3 separate regions of the Homo sapiens genome follow, and all the other regions are linked to region 3. The links are chromatin contacts, found by Hi-C or POLR2A ChIA-PET in ENCODE. All regions are on one chromosome and are shown on one strand. Each heading gives the region's core, a stretch centred on a gene start or an enhancer-like site at or near the end of the contact. The rest is flanking DNA. Distances are from core to core; before and after follow the strand shown. Region 1 has its middle 210 kb from the start of LINC02344. Region 2 has its middle 94 kb from the start of RFC3. Region 3 has its middle 180 kb from the start of RFC3.

Evidence for each region. A loop is a pair of places that touch in the nucleus more often than their neighbours do. ChIA-PET counts read pairs that join two places held with the same protein, here RNA polymerase II (POLR2A). Pooled maps may share reads with other maps.
Region 1: a map of testis shows a loop between it and region 3 (3-fold over the local background). The contact joins two enhancer-like sites. A Hi-C loop is called at or near these places in 4 of 168 maps with a recorded cell type or tissue (Caco-2, dorsolateral prefrontal cortex, gastrocnemius medialis and 1 more), 3 of 37 single-sample maps with no recorded cell type and 15 of 50 pooled maps. POLR2A ChIA-PET finds 5 or more read pairs at or near these places in 11 of 52 experiments (AG04450, CD4-positive, alpha-beta memory T cell, CD8-positive, alpha-beta memory T cell and 7 more).
Region 2: a loop to region 3 is called in a map of HepG2, with 17 times the contacts of the local background. The contact joins two enhancer-like sites. A Hi-C loop is called at or near these places in 10 of 168 maps with a recorded cell type or tissue (Caco-2, HepG2, IMR-90 and 6 more), 3 of 37 single-sample maps with no recorded cell type and 23 of 50 pooled maps. POLR2A ChIA-PET finds 5 or more read pairs at or near these places in 3 of 52 experiments (HepG2, MCF 10A and T-cell).

The regions. Positions count from the first base shown.
Region 1 is chr13:33,546,560-33,550,222 of GRCh38, forward strand. It overlaps a transcript of STARD13 not described here. Among named protein-coding and RNA genes, the nearest start is that of LINC02344, 210 kb to the left of the region's middle. Within about 2 kb of position 1,717, at least 2 of the 41 ENCODE cell types and tissues checked have a DNase peak (open chromatin) inside an H3K27ac peak, as active enhancers do.
Region 2 is chr13:33,722,125-33,725,805 of GRCh38, forward strand. No RefSeq gene overlaps it. Among named protein-coding and RNA genes, the nearest start is that of RFC3, 94 kb to the right of the region's middle. RefSeq lists a silencer at 1,821-1,990. Within about 2 kb of position 1,892, at least 10 of the 41 ENCODE cell types and tissues checked have a DNase peak (open chromatin) inside an H3K27ac peak, as active enhancers do.
Region 3 is chr13:33,636,597-33,640,666 of GRCh38, forward strand. It overlaps a transcript of STARD13 not described here. Among named protein-coding and RNA genes, the nearest start is that of RFC3, 180 kb to the right of the region's middle. RefSeq lists enhancers at 532-781, 3,118-3,257. Within about 2 kb of position 2,717, at least 5 of the 41 ENCODE cell types and tissues checked have a DNase peak (open chromatin) inside an H3K27ac peak, as active enhancers do.

The DNA.
Region 1 (3,663 bases), core at 467-2,966, 91 kb before region 3:
AGTTTGAATTGACTATTCTGCTAAACTCATTTTAATGACCATGCTCCCTTGTGATGAGCTAAATTTATTTATTATTGTGTTGTCGTATTAATTTTTTTTTTTTTGAGACAGTCTCACTCTGTCGCCCAGGCTGCAGTGCGGTGGCTCAGTCTCCACTTACTGCAACCTCCACCTCCCGGGCTCAAGTGATTCTCCTGCCTCAGCTTCCTGAGTAGCTGGGATTACAGGCAAGATTAATGTTTTTTATTTGTAATCAATTTAAGCCTAATACATGTTCTAATAATTTTTGTATTTCATATATGGATAAATTATAATAATTCTTTTAAAGTGAAAGTATTGATGAGAGATACTTTTTTTTGGAATAGCTCATTTTAAGCCCCTGATACTTGATATGGATAAAATATTTTCAGTGTTTAATAAAATGTTGAAATATATTTAACTTTACTAATTTGAGCCCTGCCAATTATAATACTTTAGAAAAAGTGAAAATATAATAGTACATTTATAAGGCTTTTAAGTATTCACAAAATAGTCATTTCCCAGTAGATGTTTTTCAGCTCTTATGATACAGTGTTTTCTTTTTCTTTTGGCCATGTATTGATCAGAATTAGTCATTAACTTTACTAACAACTGGATTTAGTTTGTCAGCCTTGATGGTTTGGTTACACAGATGTAGCTATTGTGTCAACCCCACTGTTTTAAATATGTTCCTATGCCAGGTGAAATTTGATCCCTTTAAGCAAATTTCTGTTAAACACTTTGTGTCAGTTTCAGTAACGTTTCCCCAATGAACATTCCTACTGTACAAAATTTTACATATGTGTATTTACATATTTATACTTTTTTCACAAATGTGGGAATTTAGGATACTATGTTTGTAAAAATTGGGCAATTTTTCTTGAAGATAATTTTTAAAATTACAGCAAAACATAGGGCCCTGAGAAGAAGAGGTAAAATATATGGAAGAGCAAGTATGTATAGATAATTTTGTAACGTAACCTTGAGAGAAATATAGAAAACTGAGACAACATAAGCCAAAGGAAAGGAATTGGGATGTAAAACCTTTAGGGTAGAGCAGTGCTCTGCTGTGGTCATTTATGCCTTGGCATTAAGTTCTTTTGAATATAAAACAATGCATTTAGAAGGATTTTAAGACTATATCACAGTGCACTGGCATTTTCTTCTTCAATTTTCCAGGGCTAAATAAGGTAATTGAATAATAAAACTTAAAAGCATTTTTCATTTCATGAAGATCCAAGAAAAAATATTTCATAACAATTTTTATTTACAAGAAGGAAAAACATATTCATAAGAATCTTAGATGATTAGTAGGTTAATGAAATAAAAAGTTTGTTAGGAAGAAGGAATACTAGTTATTGAACAATGCCAATTTTTTCTATTTAAAAATATTTAAAATGCCATTAGTTGATTTATTTAATGAGCCATCAGCCTTTATTTTAGATTCACTATAACTCTGATCTCCTAAACCTGCTTTTCCTATCAGGTCTTAAATATTTCATCCCTGCTTTCTTTTACAATATAGTTTTTGGGAATGTAACTATCATGTTGATAAGTAATGCTAGGTGAAGGAAAAAGTTAAAACAACTCCAATGCTAGGCAGTGATATACCATAGAAAAATAAATGAGCCAAAGATAGGGGAAGTGATTTTTTTTGGAGGAAGAAAACAGAAATGAGAACAAGAGGACATGGATGACTGCTGAAAAACTGACCAAGTTCCTCTTCAGTCTTCTAACAGAATTTGGAAGATGTTCTTAGCATGCAACTGTTGGTTGAAAAAAACCCAAATGTACAAGGGCCATCAGTTCTTAAAAGTGGAATAGTGCATAGAAAGCTTATTGACACAACATAGCAGTTTGATGAAATGGACTGAAGCCATTTCTGTGGAGTGGACTCGTGGAAAATGTGATGCCTGATTCATAAAATTGTACACAGTTGAATGTTGCTATATAGGTAAGGTTTTGCAAACTCAGGACTCTCAGGAAACATCAAAGGTATATAGTTGGCACACTTAATTTTAGATATGTGTGATACGTTTGTGATTTTTTTTAAAAAAATATTTCCAGGAATGCTTAAGAAGATTATACCACCTCATGCTATAAAATAAAACTAACTTGGAGAATTCAACAATGTTTGCTGTTTTAATATGCATCTTACAAAGATAATTATAAACACTGAGAGTATTTACTGCAATGCCCTGAATATAGTATGCCTAAAGAATTTTCTGTATAAAAATAATTGTATTTATTTTAGTTAAAAATTGAGTAAAATATACATGCATCAAAATAATTTCTAGGTAGACCAAAGTGATATATGTAAAGAAAGACAAAATCAAAAATCAGGAAATTGCTGGTGAATATCTAATCTCGGGATAGAAAAATATTTTTTTAAATCACAAAAGCAATCAGTAATCAAAAGAAAAGATGACTGATAATTATTACCATATAAATATTTTTAAACTCATGTGTTAACAATTTATAGAACAAATAAGTTCGAGAAAATGTTTGTCCTTAGCATGTCAGTTAATTAAAATAAAACACAGAAACTTCATACAGTTCAGCAAAGGACATCTTGATTTGTGCTTTGGAGAATCTATTGAGTTTTTTTGGTTACTGAGTAATAGTTTAGTTAGATGTGTTGCTATAGCTATACATTCTTCCATCTTATGTTTTCAAAATATTAAGTGTCCTCATTTATTTTTTGTGTAATTGAGAATAAACTGAAATCAAGTAATACACATTCTCTCATAAAAATAAATATACTCGGTCATTGAATTGTAAAGTGTGGATCCCAGGATGATATCATCATCACCTGGAAACTTGTTAGAAATACACATTCTTGTCCCCTGACCAAAATCTATTGAATGAGAAACTCTGAGGGTGAAGCCCAGCATTTTAAAATCTAAAAATCCATGTTTTAACCCATTTGGGGATACTAAATAAACTGCTGTAGTCCTTCAATAAGCCCATCACACATTTTCACCATGTCATCTATAGGCACTTTTTCTACGGTGTTAACATCATCTTCATCATCACTATTATCATAATCACCTTGATTAAGAACCATTTTGGCTATTTCCCCATGGATCAATGAATGAATAATTAGAGCCGCATTATTGCTGGTAAAAACTTACATGACATCTGTTTCTTCCATCTTACTGCCAGACTCTGAAGGTGTATTTTTTTGTATATGTATGGAGGTCAGACATTATTTTTTTTCTCATGTGACATATAGAAACCTTCAAAGTCACCACTTTGTTCATCACCATCACTGAACATAGTTATAGCCCAGAGGTTGTGCCAGGCATGCACAACTGTGTATTTGTCACTGTATTCCAAACATGGGCATTCTTCGTGCTAAACTCCTTTTGAAAACTTTCCACACTCATGCCTCTGTTCACTGTTGCTAGCATGCTGATCAAGAAACTTTTTATATTTATTCTTTATTGATCCAAGAACACCCTAGTCACATGGATGAATTAATGAAGTCACAATTAGGGTAAAATACATGACCTAAACATTTTTAATGAGAATTTCTGCTGGATGATGAGCAGAATCCTTATCAAGCAGTGCCAAAATCTTGCAGTCGTTAATCATTCAGTCTAGATTCCCTACAGCAAGCAAGAGCCACTAGTACCAAATGTT
Region 2 (3,681 bases), core at 642-3,141, 85 kb after region 3:
ATTACTTAAAGTCATTTAATGGATTTCAGCTCCAACACTGACTTATTTTAATAAACGAAATGCTAATTTGGGCCTCATGCATTCTTTTATATATTCAATTCATGAGGTTGGAAACATTGATCTTTATATTCCTGAGAAACAATTTAATTAGACCTGTAAATGGCTCTTAAAGTACAAATAATGAGAACCAACTATTTGGAAGTGACTTCAAGACTGGCTTGCAAAGAGTGTATAAGTTTCTATTTGATGGTGTAATTACCCATTTGCAAGAGTCACATACACAGGCCAAATCTCCTAATTGATTTACTTAGTAACATGTAACATTGAGGTCACATTACATTAGCAAGGGGAAATGGAAGGCAGAATTATTTACCTTGATACTATAAACGAGAATAAACAAATGATACTTCAATTATCTGATTCTTTCAAATGAGACATTTGAGGTATAAGAATCTGAATTGCATTGTTACTGAATTTCACATTGATACTAGACAGTCTCAGAGTCAGAAAGCCAACGTTTTACATAGAGACTTTAGAGACATTTTTGTCTGTGTAAGTAACTTTTATACAGCTCAATTTGCCAGTATGTGACTTATCTATTTATACATGGGCCAAGTACTTGACTAGTTTTTTAACTTTCCAGTTTTATAAAAATGAAAGTGAAAGAGTCCAAATACTATTTTCATAACTGTCAACTAATTCATAGTTACAGTAACCAGAAAATAGAATAGCGTGTAGGCATTGGACTGAACACAAGGACTTTATTGGATTTTCTTTACTATAATAATATTCCTGGACTTCCCAATTTCATGTGCTTGAAAAATTTAGAAAACATCTTGCTGTAAATCCATACTGCAGATTACTCAAAGGCTTGGGAATATGATTCAAGAGGAAATTCTTTAGATCTGGGATAATTCACTTCTATTTTTCAAGGGCTTTTGTTTTAAGGATACCTGGAAAATCATAAAATCAGATGGGATTTAAGAGTTATTTAATCTAGTGGTACCTATGCACCAGTCATTAGATCTGTGCTGGGCTGCCTGCCTACACATTTTTAGCTAATTTCCATGTCTTCAGACAAGAAAAATGTTTTCCAAGGAAAACAGTTCTTTTGGATTTTTTTTTAAGTGCAATTTCTGGGCCCTGCCCTAGATTTTCTGACTGAGCAAATTTATAGGCAAGGCCCTGGAATCTGTATTTTTTTAAAAAGCTTCCCCGGTGATTTTGAGATCCAGCCATTTGTGGAAACCCACTGATGTTAGTCCAATCTCTTTGTTTTCCAGATGCAAAATCTGAGGCCCACCTTGTCCCAGCTAAGCAAGTGAGGGAGAGGAATCCAGAGCCCTGACTTGTAATTCATTTTTTTTTTGTGTGCTTCTCATTCACTAGGCACATCTGCTGATCAAATCCTTCCCATACCCTCTGGATTCAGAACAAGAGGAAGTGCACATATGTCCACAACAATTTCCCAACACTAGGGAGTATTGATTTGCTGGGGGAGCAAGTGGCATCTCCCTCCCTGGAAAATTTTAAAACCAAAAGAAAAAGTTTAACTGGCTGATAATTTATAAATGAAATCCTCTCTGAAGATAGGAAGATGGGCTAGATAATGTTTTATCTCTTCTAGCCCTAACTTTCCATGCTCCTATAATTTAGTAACAAAAGGAACCCATGCACTTTCTTTTTTTTTAAGACAGTTTCTCCAGAAGCTTCCATGTGTGGAGAAACTTACTCTCTTCCTCCTTCTTCTATTTATCTTTTCTTATCTGAAAGGAGGACTACACTGTAAACATCTACATATGCAAAACCCATGCCTTTGGTACACACCTACCACTTTCAGATCAAACCGACAGCCTAAGTGGCCAGGCTGGCAGCTGGTTTAGGATAAATACAACAGCACCACCTTGTGTTGCGTTTCTGGGAGAATTTACCACTTCAGCAGGACAAAGACTTGGGCCGGGATGGGTGGCTCAGGATACAGCAACTATTCCTTTACTTTCCCTGCTGGGAGCAAATGCTAGCCATTTCGAAAAACCTTTTTGTTTGTTATCAGCCTACAATTTTCTTCTATAAATTCTGTAATTTTTAAAATATAAAAGGTAGCTGAGAAATGGAAATGCAGAAATAAACATATATTAATAAAAGCCTGGGTAAGCACAGTGCTATAGTAAATATTGTAGAGAAAAAGTTAATGTCAGCTTTTATTGCAAAAGACTTGATAGTAAATGTACATTTAATGCTATTGTGATTTAACACTTTCTCTAAAGATTCTCCCATATTTGGGGAGGTAGCTTTTAAACTATGTATTTGCCTATTAAGGGAAGAAAAGAATGTTTCACTTTCTCATAACCATTCTGGGTGAGCCTGGATAAAGTCTTTGTTTTCCCCAAGTATAGTTGTAGATTCACATATATAAATATATATAGATATATATGAATATATATATAATATTCATATTATACCTTGTATTCCCCAAGCATGGTTGTAGATTCATATACTATATGTGTACATATATAATATACATATGCACATATATATTTGCATCTTTGCTGTGGAGCAAGCTAAAAATTTAATATGTGAATATCAACATGGGACTGAAAGACCATAAAGACCAGAAAATCGACATATTTGCTAAACAAATATGTCAAATGTCTGATATTTTCAACAGAAAGAACATGACTAATTAAGGAAGATTATTTCCAGTTGTAATTTGAAATGTCAAGATTAGTGTAACAAATCAGCAATTCTTTGTCTCTGAAATCATCTGGAAAATTGAGCTAAGGCCTTACAAGCTACACATTATTATGGGAAGAGAAGTTACAGGATTAGAAAGTAGCAAACCAGGCATTCGGGGCCTTGCTGGGGCTGGCCATGCAGAAAAACTTACCCAGAAAATCCTGCAGAAAGCTCAGTAATGTTACTTTTAGTTGTAAAAGAGGATTTGGTCTTCAAAGTTTATTTGCCATTGTTCACCCAGTCTTTAGCACGTATATTTACTGTGCTGAGCTAATAACTTTGAATTAGACTTTACAAATAAGAAGGAAAAATTATGTCTTAGTTCCTCATGTGCTTTCTTGTGGAAGGCCAGACAAGTAGCACATTTGATTAGGCAATATTTCTAAGTTTTGGATAATTTTTCTGATATTGTATTCTCCAATTAAATTGTAATCTAATTTATAAAAATACTAAATATATAGTTATGAAGGGTGCACTACAATTTTAAAGAATGTGGAATGTTCAGGTGTGAATCATGAACTTGGAGGGCTTCTAGTAAATACCAGTTGGCAAATACAATGTCATATCAATATGAAGAAAATGCTCTTCTTTTCTTCAAACAAACGCAATCTCAAAAACTCCCAAGGGCTATTCCATTTGTGTACTTATCAGTCACTTGACTGCTTTCCTAATCACTGTTTTCTAGTCCCAGTTCTGTGCACAAAGGAAAGTTCCACCCCGTTCCCCAACCCTGCACTCAGGATCACTCCCCATCAAATGGTGCCTACCTGGAGCAGAATGTTGATTTCACACTTGCTCCAAATGTTCTTCTTCCTTCCATTAGACTTTCACTTAAAATTTATTTTTTGGTAGAATTTGAGTTCCAGGGAGAGTATGGACTTAATTTCTAGTGGCTCTTAATTCTGTACTGCCACCCAGATGGCTTCCAGCTACATGGCTTTTTTG
Region 3 (4,070 bases), core at 1,467-3,966:
GGAGGCTAAGGTGATAATTTTCTCAGAAGTCTATTCCTGTATCTCCAGAAGAATAGGAGATAATTGCACTTGCTATTTTATCTTATACTTGCCATTTTACCCAGAAACTATTTTTAAAAAATGAGTCACAACAAGAAAGCATTATTGCTACTTTTATATTCCTTTGTCAAAAACCTTGGCTGGGTCGTCAGGACCCTGGATCCATTGCCCTGCTTGGATTATCACAATCCTCGTCCAAGTTATACCACTTACACAACCAGGCAGCTGGTTCTAGGGACCTCTGAGACCTCTAAGGGTTTAGAATTGTTTTTAATCTCCTGGAGTATTATTATGTAATAATGTCAGTGGTGTTATCTTTTCTAAACTCAGATTTTGCCTCCTTTTGGAAGTAGAGTTCAATCTAGGTTGTGAGCAACACACTACTCCTGAAAGCACCATGAAGGAATGAATAGTACCCTTACTCATCCTTATTTGGAATGTTTTATGTGCCAGACACTATAATTTCATGTAATCCCCACAGCAAACCTCTGTGGTAGGTACTGTCATCATCTGGAAAGAGGGGTCACTGAGACACAGAGAGAAGGTAAATGACTAATCAAGGTCTTACGACTAGTAAGCTGAAGCATGGCTTTAAATGGAGAGAGTGTGACTTCTCTGGCCATGTTCTAAACTCTGAGCCATTCAACAAAGTCGGGTGGCCTGAAGGAGGGGAAGAGGCCTCTACATTTCCACCACCACATTACAGGAAACAAAATTTATTTTGATCTTAGAAGCTGAAATAGTCATTTGCATGGCCCATACCCTCAAAGTGCTACCTTCTGGCCTAGGGGGTAAATGAGAACAAAACTTGTCGTGAGAAGGATAAACAGCCACAGGGTATGTTTTAACACATAGCCCTCTGAAGAATGCTGTTTCCATTGTGTAACTGGAAAGATCTGGAATATCAATATTATTTTGATTTCTCTCTGTGCTCATTGGGAACTCATTTCAAGGGCTCACCAATCTGTGTTGCAGACCAACATGTGATCCAACTTTCAACTAACATGGCATTTTCTATCAGGCTTCTTAGCAGTTCACACTTACTATTTTGCAGCTCATTCAAGGGCTATGATAATTACCTTGTCAAAGACTGAAAAATAGTTTCTAATCAACTCACACATTTTATCCTATGGAAAGAAATTCAAGGAAGTTACAATTAATGCTAACCCAGATAATTTGCTTCAAGGAAATAATTAAAAACAGGAGTTAAATTGACTTGAATTATATTGCTAAGTAAAATTCTTATAAAATGTAAAATAAATGGGTCTGAGTTTTGAATTTTAATTTTTGCAGAGTCAACTTTATTAACAGGTTAAAAAAATTCATGAAACATCAGCTATTGAACTCAATTTTCCAGATTTCTTTAGTCACTTGATTTGCTTCAGTCATAGTACCAATACTGTCTTTTATTCTGTTGATGAAAAGAGTCAAACTCTGTAAAATATTTGAAGGGATTTATTCTGAGCCAAATATGAGTGACTAATGGCCCATGACAGAGCCCTGGCTCTCCTAGAAAGGAGAGAATTGGAGGCTCAGCAGCTTCTCTCCATGACTCAGAAGATCCTGAGGACATGTACCCAGGGTAGTTGGGCTACAGCTCGGTTTTACACATTTTAGACATAAGACATCAATCAATACATGTAAGATACATGTCATCAATACATTTTAGTGAGACATAAGACATAAGTGAGACATAAGACATAAGTGAGACATAAGACATAAGACATCAATCAATACATGTAAGATATACACTGGTTCCTTCCAGAAAAGCAGGACACCTGGAAGGAGGGGAGCCTTCCAGGTCATAAGCAGATTCAAAGATTTCCTTATTGGCAATTGGTTGAAAGAGTTATTATCTAAAGACCTGAAATCAATAGAAAAGAGTGTCTGGGTTAAGATAAGGGATTGTAGAGACCAAGTTCCTTATCATGCAGATGAAGCCTCCAGGTAGCAGGCTTCAGAGAGAATAGATTGTAAATGTTTCTTTTCAGACTTAAAAAGTCTTTTCTATCAGTCTTAAGGTCTCTGTTTTAATGTTAGTGCTGGTCATCTGTGCCTGAATTCTAAAAGGAGGAAGGCATAATGAGGCATGTCTGACCCGCACTTCGCAGTACGTCCTGAACTAGTTTTTTGGATTAACTTTGGAATGCCCTTGGCTGAGGGTAGGGCCCATCAGTCACTTGGGGGTCTTAGAATTTTATTTTTGGTTTATAATTTTTTTGTTCAAAGCTGTTAGTTTTAAACTTCTAACCAAACTTGTGGTTATGTTTTATTTATTCATTCATTCACTTACATACTTTTTTTAGCTAACCTTTTTTTTTGGCATCTAATGACCTCAATTTACAAATTCATTCTTTCCGCAGATATTTGTGAACCAGACATTTTTCTAGGGGCTGGAGATAAAGTAGTGAATAAAAGTGAAAATTTTCTGCTCTCAAGTAGTTTGCAGCATAAGGGGAAAAGAAAGGAAGAAATGAGAAACAAATGGACAAATAAGATAATGCCAGATGATGACCAATGCTGCAAAGCCATAACAAGGGTGAGATGATGAAGAGTTGGAGAGTTAACAGGAGGAGGTTGCTTAAGTTCGAGTGGTCTGAGAGGCCTCTCAAGAAGAATTAGGGTGGAATTCAGTCATGGGAATACTTGTACCAAGGCCATGTGGGACTGAGGGAGAAGCAGGTCCCAGGCCTTGAGCATCTGCTATCTGCCAGGGCTGTCTGGGAGACGGATGATTCAAAGTTGCACAAGAACAGCCGTGGTCTTTGCCCTTGTGAAGTTTATTGTCTGCAGGAAAATAAAGTCCTGCCTCCAAGGAAGTCCTGATTGGTTGAGAAAATAGATATGTAAGTCACTGTAATATAGAAAAATTCTCCTAGTAGGTACCAACATGAAAGCAGAAAGAAGGGAATGATCCAGTTTCCCTGGTGTTAAATTATGTTTAGCCCAAAGCTGCCTCCTTACATATTTGAAGTTTAGATTAATGGTTTCTCTGTATGTAGTGAACTGTAACCTAACTGGATGTGTAAACAGACTGTCACTTACTCCTGTGCCAATCACCAACTTTTGGCCAAAGGCAGACAACTGTTCAAACTTCATTCAAATAAGGCAAAAGCCAAACTGTAATCAACCCAGCTGTTCTGTACCTCACTTCCGTTTTCTGTACATCACTTTCCTTTTTCTGTTCATAAATCCTTTCCAATCACATGGCCACATGGAGTCTCTCTGAATCTATTCTAGTTGGTGGGTGGCGGGGACTACCCGATTCATGAATCATTCTTTGCCCAATGAAACTTTGTTAAATTGTACTTGTCAATGGGTTTTTCTCTCGACATTGGGTAGAGCAATGGGTGAGAGGAGACCTTCTAGGGGAATTTGCCTGGGGATAGTGAGTCACATTGCTGGCTTCCTAAAGCAGGTGTACAATCTACCATGAGTTGCTGTTTTCAGTCATAGAGAAAGATATTCTCCTTGTGCTTCTGCCTAGTTTTCCCTTAACAGGCCCACAAGGGTGTCAGTGATTTCTGTGTCTTAGGCACCATTTCTCATTGTGATCTCTACACAGCAGGTTGTGGTGTGCCCAGAGCTTCTGCAAGCTGCCCGTATCTGCAAGCTGCCCATATCTTTGTCTTTAAACCAGAATCCTTTCTTGAAAACAAATGAGCTTTCCCTAAACCCTGTAATTCGACTACAAATGCAATATTCAAATAGCCTGTAATTGGAATATAAATAACTTCTAATAGGCCATGTAAATGAGGGTGTTAATGTATTATGAATCAGCTGAGGAAAATAGCAAGGACTGTATTCTCTTCCCTCTTCACTCTCCCTCCAGCCTGGAGTTCCATTCAGTGAGTGTTTCACTGAAAACATACCACCTCCTTCCTTCCCTCACTAAGCACAAGAGACCCAGAGTCCCTGCCATTTAATCATGGATTTGGCAGATGGTTTTGTTATTTGTCAAATAAATCTCATTCTATCAATTACTTGTGAGAATCTTCAGACAGGAGATCCTTCAGTTCCATGCAGGCTTG